Linked DNA regions of Mus musculus: region 2 is linked to region 1. The links are chromatin contacts, found by Hi-C or POLR2A ChIA-PET in ENCODE. All regions are on one chromosome and are shown on one strand. The core of a region is the stretch at or near the end of the contact, and the rest is flanking DNA. Distances in the headings are between cores, read along the strand shown.

Region 1 (4,805 bases), core at 1,060-3,559:
ACGTGAATGTCAAAGGAAGCTCACACTCACTCTGGTTGGGACAGTGATGCTGGGGGCACTGGAGATGTGATTCCTGGAAACCAGCCTTGCATTCTGTGTCACAGTGCTTTTTTTTACCAAATTTGTAGATCATAGTTGAGTAGCTGACTCATGCTTCTGGAGTTTTGGGAAGCAGACACTACGCCTCCGTGCATACTGTTGTGTACACTGAGAAAGGACGGAGAGGCAAAACCACTGAAGAGTGGCCAGAAACGCTATGTACTTCTGAGTCCTTGGACAGCCTCAGTGTCAACTTTCTGGCAAAGTTTCGCTTAAGTGCCACATCATTTCTCACAGTGGCATAGTTTAGAAGCTTGCAGCACCTATAAATACACACACTTTAGAGATAAGAAAGCAGACCTTTGAAACCAGAGACTGTAAAGCCAACCAGAAGTATCTGTGACGATACTACCCAGCTGAAAGATTCATGCGCGCAGACTCAGTGTTTTGTTTGAGAAACAGTTCAGCTGGCAGCAGCCTTCAAGTTCCTGACAAGTTGCCTCCATTAGTTATGGCTAATCATGATTCCCAAATATTTTGGCTTGAAGCAACACTGTGTGCTTTAGGGAGACGCAGCCAAAAGCATCTGAGAAGTAGAATATGACATTCATTAGTTTATCATTCTGCTTGAGCTACTGAGCCGAATTATAATATATACCAACTGTGATCATTTTAATTGTCAACATGACTCAATCTAAAGTCACCAGGGAAGAGTCTCAAAGGAGTTCCTAAACCAGGGTGGCCTGAGGGCTTGCTTGTCTGTGAGGGATTTTCCTTTGCTGGATTAATTGAGGTGAGAAGATCTACCCCAACTGTGGTCCTTGCCATTTTGTGTGCTGAGCTCTGAACAGTATCAGTCTGAGAAAAGCTGCTGAACATAAGCATGCATGCATGCATTTGCTTCTTTCTGTTCTTGACAGGATGTGTGTGATGAACTTCAAACTCCTGCCTTGACTTCCCTAAATGTAGCCTGGAGCTGTAAGCCAAATATACTCATTCCCACTTAAAGTTGTTTCGTCAGGATATTTTACCACAGCAATAAAAGTGAAACCAGACACAAACTAGCAATATAATTAAAGAAGCTATGTGATATTGTTTTTTGGGGGAACAGGATAGGAAGAAAACAAAACCACAGAGAGCTAACATGCTATGAATTGGGGATTGAATCCCTCCTCCTCTCCTCCTTTTCCTCCTCCTCCTCTTCTTCTTCAAAGGCATGACTGCTTTGCACAGTCCAGGTTAGCTTGGAAGTAGTTATGTAGTCCATACTGGTCTTGAGCTTTAAGCATTCTTTCTTGTCTCTACAACACCAGTGTTAGAATTACAGGTATGACATATGATAGGAGCACATGTCACATGCCTAGTTGAAGTTAGTACTGTTGGTAGAGAAATACTGAAATATGAATAGGTATCTTACTGAATTTGTGATATGGCTCAGTAATAACTTTGGGTTTGGAGACACCGTCCTTGACACTGAACGTCTAGCTTTGCCCTGCAACTTTGGGAGTTCTCTGACAAATTGTTAAATTTTAGTCCATCTGTAAGGCAGAGACAATGAGAAAGTATTTTGTATAGTATTGCAATGAGAACAATATTTTGTGAAAACAGAGAGCCGAGTCTCAGTCTAGCTAAGAGGTTTCTCAGATAAGGCCAGGGGTTCTATATATGGAACAGCCCAGGTTTTTGTTTTGTATATCTAAGCTGTTGGGGTTCTCTGAGAAACATGAGCTACAAATGACAAGCGAGCACCAGATCTGGTCTTTGCATTCTTGGCATTCAGTGAATGCTAGCCTTGTTCTAACCTTTGTCCTATTAAATGTGCAAAGAAGGAGGGCATGTGCTTCTGTCACGTGTCACACTTGGACGAGGAAGCAAGACCATTCTTCCCGTGTCCCCATGCTTCCGAGTGTTCTGAGTAATAAAACCTTTGGATTGGGTCACTTGCTTGTGATCCATTAGCCTACTAAGTGTCACAATCTCTTCACCACATGATGATAGATCATTATGGGGGCGGGGGCGGGGCACGTGCTACCTTCAGAAAATGGTCTCAGCATTTCCTTACATGACAAATGCAGGAATTACTGGAATGACTCTGTTGACAGATAAAAAGTGTCTGGCTGTTCTTATCTTTATTTCAAGCTACAGGATGTTCCAACCTTGTCTTGTACTTCTTGTTTTTGAACAGGGTACCTCTAGCCAAACGGTATTGTCAGCGGCAGCCTGAGATGCGGCTCAATGCTGTAGCAATGTGGGCAGGTTCAACTAAGGAATGACTTCCCTGCAGAGAGGAAGGTCAGGTCAAGTCAGTATGGGTGGGGCTGGAGATAATTATGAAAGGGTTTTAATACAGAGTTAAGCACTGGGGGGGAAGCAAGATAATAACACATGCCCTGGAGTAGCATATGTTCAAGGGGTAACAGGTCCCCATACCTCAGCACAACTGACTCCCTGATGGCCATACCATCCAGGGCATCAAACAGAGTCCACCTGCCAAAATGAAAACAAAGACTTACCCATCAGTGACCATAGTTCTAGGAAAGTCTCTAAATGCATTAACCTTGCTTCTGGCTTCTGTAGTTCTGCTTCTGAAATATAATGGAACACTCCTCCATTGCTGGTGGGATTGCAAACAGGTACAACCACCCCGGAAATCAATCTGGTGGTTCCTCAGACAATTGGAAGTAGTTCTACCTGAAGACCCAGCTCCCAGTTATACCATTATTGGGCATAGACCCAAAAGACACCCAACCATACCACAAGGACATGTGTTCCACCATGTTCATAGCAGCCTTACTTGTAATAGGCAGAAGATGGGAACAGCCTGGATGTCCCTCAAATGAAGAATGGATACAGAAAATGTGGTTCATTTACACAAAGGAATACGTTTCAGCTATTAAAAACGAAGATATCATGAGTTTTGTAGACAAATGGATGGCATTAGAAAATATCATCTTGAGTGAGGTAACTCAAACCCAAAAGGACATGCATGGTTTGTACTCACTAATTGGATATTAGCCAAAAAAGTACAGAATACCTAAGATAAAATCCACAGACTGTAAGAAGTATAACAAGCAGAAAGGCCCAAGTGATGATACTATAGTATCCCACTTAGAAGGGGAAAGAAAATCATCACAAGAGGCACAGGGAGGGATCTGGGTGGGAGAAGGGAGGGGGAGGGGAAAAAGGGAACATGATCAGGTGTGGGCAGGGGCAGGGGCAGTGGCAGGGGCAGTGGCAGGGGCAGTGGCAGGAGGGAAGTTCAGAGGGCCAAGAAAATGTGTGGAGATAAGCAGCATCAGGGGTTGGGGGAGGGAGGTTCCTCTAGAAAGTACTAGAGACTTGTGAGGTGAGAGACTCTAAGGACTCAATGATGGTGACCTTAGCCAAAATGCCCAATGTTGGGGAGAGAGAACTGGAAGAGTCTACCTCCAGTAGATAGACAGGGCCTCAAGCAGAGGGACAGGGTTCCTAACCAACCGTCAAAATGTCCAACCCAGAAGTGTTCCTGTCTAAAAGAACTGCAGGGACAAATATGGAGAAGAGACTGAGGGAAAGGTGGCTTAACTTGGGAGTCATCTCATGAGAGGGCACCAAGGCCTGACACTAGCCTGGCAAGACTGTCTATTGAGTTCTATTTATACTCTCTCCAAATCCCATGTGAGTCTTCATCACATGATACAAACAGAAACTTCCACTTCATTCTGCTATGCTTATAGATCAGTGTCTCAATCATCCATCATCAGAGAAGCTTCCCCCTGCATCAGATGGGAGCAAATTCAGGGACCCAGAGCTGGACAATGTGCAGAGACTAAGAGACCTTGGAGCATTCAGTCCTCAATGAGATGTTTCCATCAAATTCCTCCCCTCAGCTCTGAGGGAACTATGCAGAAGAGGAGGCAGAAAGAGCCTTAGAGCCAGAGGAGATGGATGATGTCGAGGAACCAGCATCTTCCAGTCCTAACAGGAATGTCACACATACAAATCCACACAGACTGTGGCAGCATGCTCAGGACCAGCACAGGTCTAACCTAGATGGGGGTTATAATGCTGAGATGAGGAAAGTTGGCATGAGTTTCTATCCCCCAACCAAGAAACTATCTCCAACCACTCACAAAGGAAAAAAATTAGTTTCTCACTGGATATACAAACCACACTTAAGGGCAGGCCTCATGCCCAACAATAGATGGCTAACACAATTGTTGTCTCATTTTGCTCTGTTTGAGATTTTTTTACATTATTGGTCTTTTGCTTGCATATTACAGTTTCTGATATTGAGTTTCTATGGTGTGAGTGTGAATGTGTGTGTGTATGTATTTTCCATGTTCTTCCTTTGTTTAAATTTTTTGTTAATTTGTTCATTTTGCTTTATTCATGTTCATCTTTTTTATTTGCCTCTTCTCTTCTCTTCTCTTCTCTTCTCTTCTCTTCTCTTCTCTTCTCTTCTCTTCTCTTCTCTTCTCTTCTCTTCCTTTCTTTTTCTTTCTTTCTTTCTTTTTTTTTTTTGGTTTTTCGAAACAGGGTTTCTCTGTGTAGCCCTGGCTGTCCTGGAACTCACTTTGTAGACCAGGCTGGCCTTGAACTGAGAAATCCACCTGCCTCTGCCTCCCAAGTGCTGGGATCAAAGGTGTGCGCCACAACCGCCCAGCCTTGCCTCTGTGTTTTTAAGAGAGAAAGAAAGCAACTGGGTAGTTGTAGCATACACCTTTAATCCTAACACTCAGGAGTCAGAGGCTGGCAGATCTCTGTGAATTCGAGGTTAGCTATGA
Region 2 (4,667 bases), core at 8-2,507, 49 kb before region 1:
TTTGTAGCTGTAAATTTTTCTGAGCTGTTTTGAGCATTCAAGTTACAATTCAGTGCTCCACGAGATATTCCAGTAGCTCAAAATGCTCCACCATCTATGAAGAAAGACTGGTTTTATAGGCAGAAAAAAAGTGACAATATAAATAAACATGATGGCTATTTCGTTCTGGAGACACCCAGTAGGAATCTTGGCCATTAAGTTAATGACCCATATTCTTTCGGCAAACTATTTTATTAGAGTGATTATATGTATGTGTGCAGAATGGTCCTCAGCATTGTAACTGAACCTCCAAGAACAACCTGTAGTAGTTTCTGAGGCCGGAACTCAGGTCTGCAGGCTTGACAGCGAGTGCCTTTACCAGCTGAGCCATCTTTCCCGTTCTCAGCTCAAATTCTTTTCTCAGAAAAGTTAACATGTGGGCATTTACTATTTATGTCAATTAAAGCTATGGCCAATCCTTCAACAAATCAGGCTAGTGAAAATCCTACCGGCGGAGGCACGTGACTATTTAAACCTTCCCTAATAGTTCTAACCACATGCAACTAAAATTCTAACAGTTCAATTAAAAAACAAAACAAAACAAAAAAATCCCAGTTGCAATAACACTTTAAGTGCTCAGACGGCTAGTGGTTGTTCCTTGACTAGGTTGAGTGAATTTAATAGTTCACTGATCCTTATGTGTTCTTCCTTTGCTAGAGGATGTTATTCTTGCACTAAGGCGAGTTTTACATATTCACTTAAAAAAATTAAAATAGAAAATTAGGAAAGTTTTGGGACATCTTGCTTCTGGTTGCTAAACTCCGGCTGCTCCTCAGAGGCGCGTTTACATTCTTCAGATTAACAGCTAAAAGGCAGGGCAGGGTGACCTTGAAGCCGCAGGAACATCTGAGCGATGCTCTAACCCCAGCCCGCCGGACACGCCTCCTTTACCCCTCTCTGCTGTCAATCACCAGAAAGTAGGCCGGCCCACCACTTCCGGAGGAGGGCGGCAAGTTCCGGCTTCCGCCTCCCGGCCACCCCGTTCTCTCCCCCTGAGGCGCGCACCCTCCTCGCACCCTGCTAGCTCGGCCGCCGCCGCCTCGAGCGCGTCCAGTAACAGGAACGTGTCCTCCGCTGGCTCGTACACGTCGCGGAAGGCTCCGCGACCCACGTGCCCGTACAACGGCGTGGGGACACTCGGCGCCGCCATCTTTTCCCTTCCGCTTCCTATGGGCGGGCGTTGAGTACGCACGCGTCAGGCTTGCTGCGCATGCGCTTTTGTCTTACACTGGGTGGCGTTTGGGGTGAAAGAGCTTGTTGGGCTCTCTGGAACTTTTAAGCAACCTCTAACATCCGTTTTCAACTTGTGCTTACTTTTATCGGCTACCCTAATATTGAGCATCGTCAGTTATTTTGTACTAAGGTGACTGCTTTATTCTAATGACATTTGGAAAGTTTCTTCCCTTTTAAACTTGTAAGCACTTGCAAAAATAGTGTTTACAAAATTTATTGTTTTTTAAGCAACTGAAATGTAAATACCCATCTATAAGATTATGACTACTTTTATTTGCTTAATTTTGTTATACAGATTCTCACTGTCTTGGAATTTACTATGTAGGCCAGTCTGGCCAGGAACTCATAGTGATCCTCCACCTGCCTCTGTCTCCTGAGTGCTGGGACTATAAAAGCTGTGGCACCATGCCCAGCTTTTATGACTTTTAATTTTTATTTTGTATTTGACAATATTATACATGGATAACACTTTCATTCATTGAAATTATAGTTTGGGCTGGGCTGTGGTGGCTCTTGCCTTTAATCCCAGCACTCTGGAGACCGAGGCAGGCAGATCTCTGCTTGTTCTACAAAGAGAGTTCCAGGACAGCCAGGGCTACATAAAGAAATCCAGTCTCCGAAAAACAATGAAACAAAACAGAGACAATGGTTTGGAGGGCTGGGGAAGTGCTCAGGGGTTGAGACCTTGTACTGCACTTGAAGAAGACAAAAGTTTGGTTTCCTGCACCTTTGTTTGGTGGCTCACAACTCCCTATAACCCCAGCTCCAGGTTGTTGCTCTTCCTGCGTCAGTGTCACTGTTGTGCCCATACATACAGGCAAAAAAATAACATACAGAAAATCATAGTCTTTAAAAAAATGTAAGGGGCTGGAGAGATGGTTCTGGAATAAGGCTATTATTGAGGACTAGAATTTGGTCCCCAGTACCCACAGCAGGTGGTTCACAAACAGAGTAACTCCAGTTCCTGGGAGTTAAATCTTCTGTTCTCTGGCGGCATCACAAATACAGACTTGAAAATGGCAAGAAAGCTCTGCTGGTAAAAGGCAGGTAGGTGCTGCCAAACCTGAGCACATGGAGCAGGTCCCTGAGACTCACACAGTGGAAGGAGAAAACCTATTCTTAGAGTTCTCAGACCTCCAAGGGTATGGCAGCATACATGTGCACACATGCACAAACATCTAAATATAATACGGAAATATTTTTTTAGAGTGTCATGTGCCGCGAGAATTTGTTATTTTCACATGCATCCTTAAAATGTCTTTGGCATACAAGCAATGAAATGAAATAGCCGTTCTTTCTCAGTTGTTTCCCAGAGGATTTGTTTTTATGTATGTGAAGGTTGACTTTGCTCCAGGTTTGTCTGTTGCAATTCTTGAGACTGACATCCTTAGTGTTCTCCCACTGCTGTACACACAGTTCCTGGTGGGAGATCTGTTAGTGGACATACGGTTCAGTTTCTCTGGATAGTGCCCCATCACTCTCCAAACTAACCATACTTGTGTATACTCCTAACATCTTTTGGTGGCAGATTTATGAGTTGATCTAATATTAGAGATTTGTTTTAGATTGATTTGGTCCGATTGCTGATTGAGGTTAAGCCTGGGTTCATATGTCCATCTAGGGAATTTCTTCCTTTGTGACTTGTATGTACTTTCATGCTTAATTGTCCCCCCCTTTTTTTTTTTTTTTTTTTTGCAGGGGAGGGATGACAGGGTATCATTGTATAGCCTTGGCTGGTCTGACTAAATCACAGAGACCCCCCTAGCTTCTACCTTCTGCCTCCCAAGTGCTGTGATTAAGGGCATGAGCCACCATGAATGGCTGCACTCTTTTGTTTGTTTGTTTGTTTGTTTGTTTTTGATCCTGGGCATTGAGCCTAGGTTTTCAGACATGATATGTACACATTTTACCCCCAAACTATATTCCCAGCCTGGCCCCTATTTTTATTTATTTATTTTTTTACTTATTATTTTTGAGAGAGGGTCTCAGTAGCCCAGCCTGGCCCCTATTTTTATTTATTTTTTACTTATTATTTTTGAGAGAGGGTCTCAGTAGCCCAGACTGGCCTCGAGCTTGCTGTGTTGCTTAGAAGCTTGAGCTTCTGCTTCTCCTGCCTTCCCCTGCTCTACATTGGGACTCTAGGTTTATCCCACCATACCCTGTTGATTTGGTGCTGGGGATCAAACTCAGGACCTTGTGCATGCTAGGTAAGCACGGTAGCACTGAGCTACATCCCTGCACAGCTTTTAGGATTTTGGGAGAGGGAGTCTTGACCTGCCTTTCAAGCTACTCAGTATAGTTTCCTATTCCCTGGCCCAGTGCTTGTACTCATCCTTCTAGTCTGAGAGTTGGGGGCGGGGCTCAGACTTCTGATGGATTTGATGCTGATGGGCTCAGTCACTCTGGTGACTGCTCTGGTTGCTTTGGGACTCTCTCCAACGCCCATCTATGTCCACAGGGTCCACATTTGGTAGTGGATTCTTGATTCCGTGGCTTTCTGACCACCATGAATGGGCCAGAAGCTCAGTTGTGTAGTTGTAAGAGGTACTTTTGGAAGCTCACTCCAAAGCTGATCTTTGAACCTCTCAAAGTTGGCTGTCTTACCCCTTGGCTATCCTGTAATGAATTCCTTTTAGATTAAACTAACTAAAAATGGGTTTCATGAGTGCAGAACTACCACCAACACTTGATTTTCTGGTTTGGTGCAGTAATACTATATTTCCAAGAGGTTTAAAATTGATTATGGTAAGAATATTTGGTTCCATCACTGGTCATGGTTTTTGGTGAGATTGTGTTAAGATCATATACCAGTCATTCATTAACTATGGTCACTGGTTGCACTTTCTCTTTGTAGTCAGAATTAAGTTTTCTTAGAGGCATCAGAGCTCAATGGCAAGCTACAATAAAGTTTATTTCTAAACTGATGAAGACTTTGGTCCAAGACTATTTTAGCATGACATATACCTGTTCTGTTTTCTGGTAAGAGATAGTTCTTGTCACACCTTAGCCTGGCTTATATTTTAAAGGAAATCACAAGTTGCAGTCAGCTCTATTTGTGATATGAAGGAGTGGCTCCAACCCTAACATAATTTCATCACTCAGTATAAGGGAACTGTAAGCACTCCAGTTAACCCTGCTTAAGTTTAGTACTGAAATATTGTGAGATTTAAATTAGGGCTTTTTTGGTGCTTGTTGAAGTTCAGTTATAAACATTTACAATCATAGGATTTTTTCAAAGTGGCTTTTGCCTCTGTAAAGTCATTTGATCATAATCAAAACACTATGACACAGACTGGAAGACTTTCAAAGACATCCCTTGATAAAGACCTGCTAGGCAAAATGATCAAGAGAACTCTTAAAGTTAACACTAAAGATGAACCTGACTGAAAAATGCA

Evidence for each region. A loop is a pair of places that touch in the nucleus more often than their neighbours do. ChIA-PET counts read pairs that join two places held with the same protein, here RNA polymerase II (POLR2A).
Region 2: a loop to region 1 is called in a map of heart, with 2.2 times the contacts of the local background. The contact joins the promoter of N6amt1 here to the enhancer-like site in region 1. A Hi-C loop is called at or near these places in 2 of 37 maps with a recorded cell type or tissue (both heart). POLR2A ChIA-PET finds 5 or more read pairs at or near these places in 1 of 5 experiments (Patski).

What each region holds. Positions count from the first base shown.
Region 1 is chr16:87,302,900-87,307,704 of GRCm38, reverse strand. No RefSeq gene overlaps it. Among named protein-coding and RNA genes, the nearest start is that of N6amt1, 49 kb to the left of the region's middle. Within about 2 kb of position 2,309, at least 1 of the 3 ENCODE cell types and tissues checked has a DNase peak (open chromatin) inside an H3K27ac peak, as active enhancers do; it is heart, where a contact is called at or near this core.
Region 2 is chr16:87,350,775-87,355,441 of GRCm38, reverse strand. It overlaps N6amt1 (N-6 adenine-specific DNA methyltransferase 1 (putative)), which reads right to left and starts at 1,257. Exons shown (of 6, transcript NM_026366.2): 1 at 1,056-1,257. The coding sequence starts at 1,189.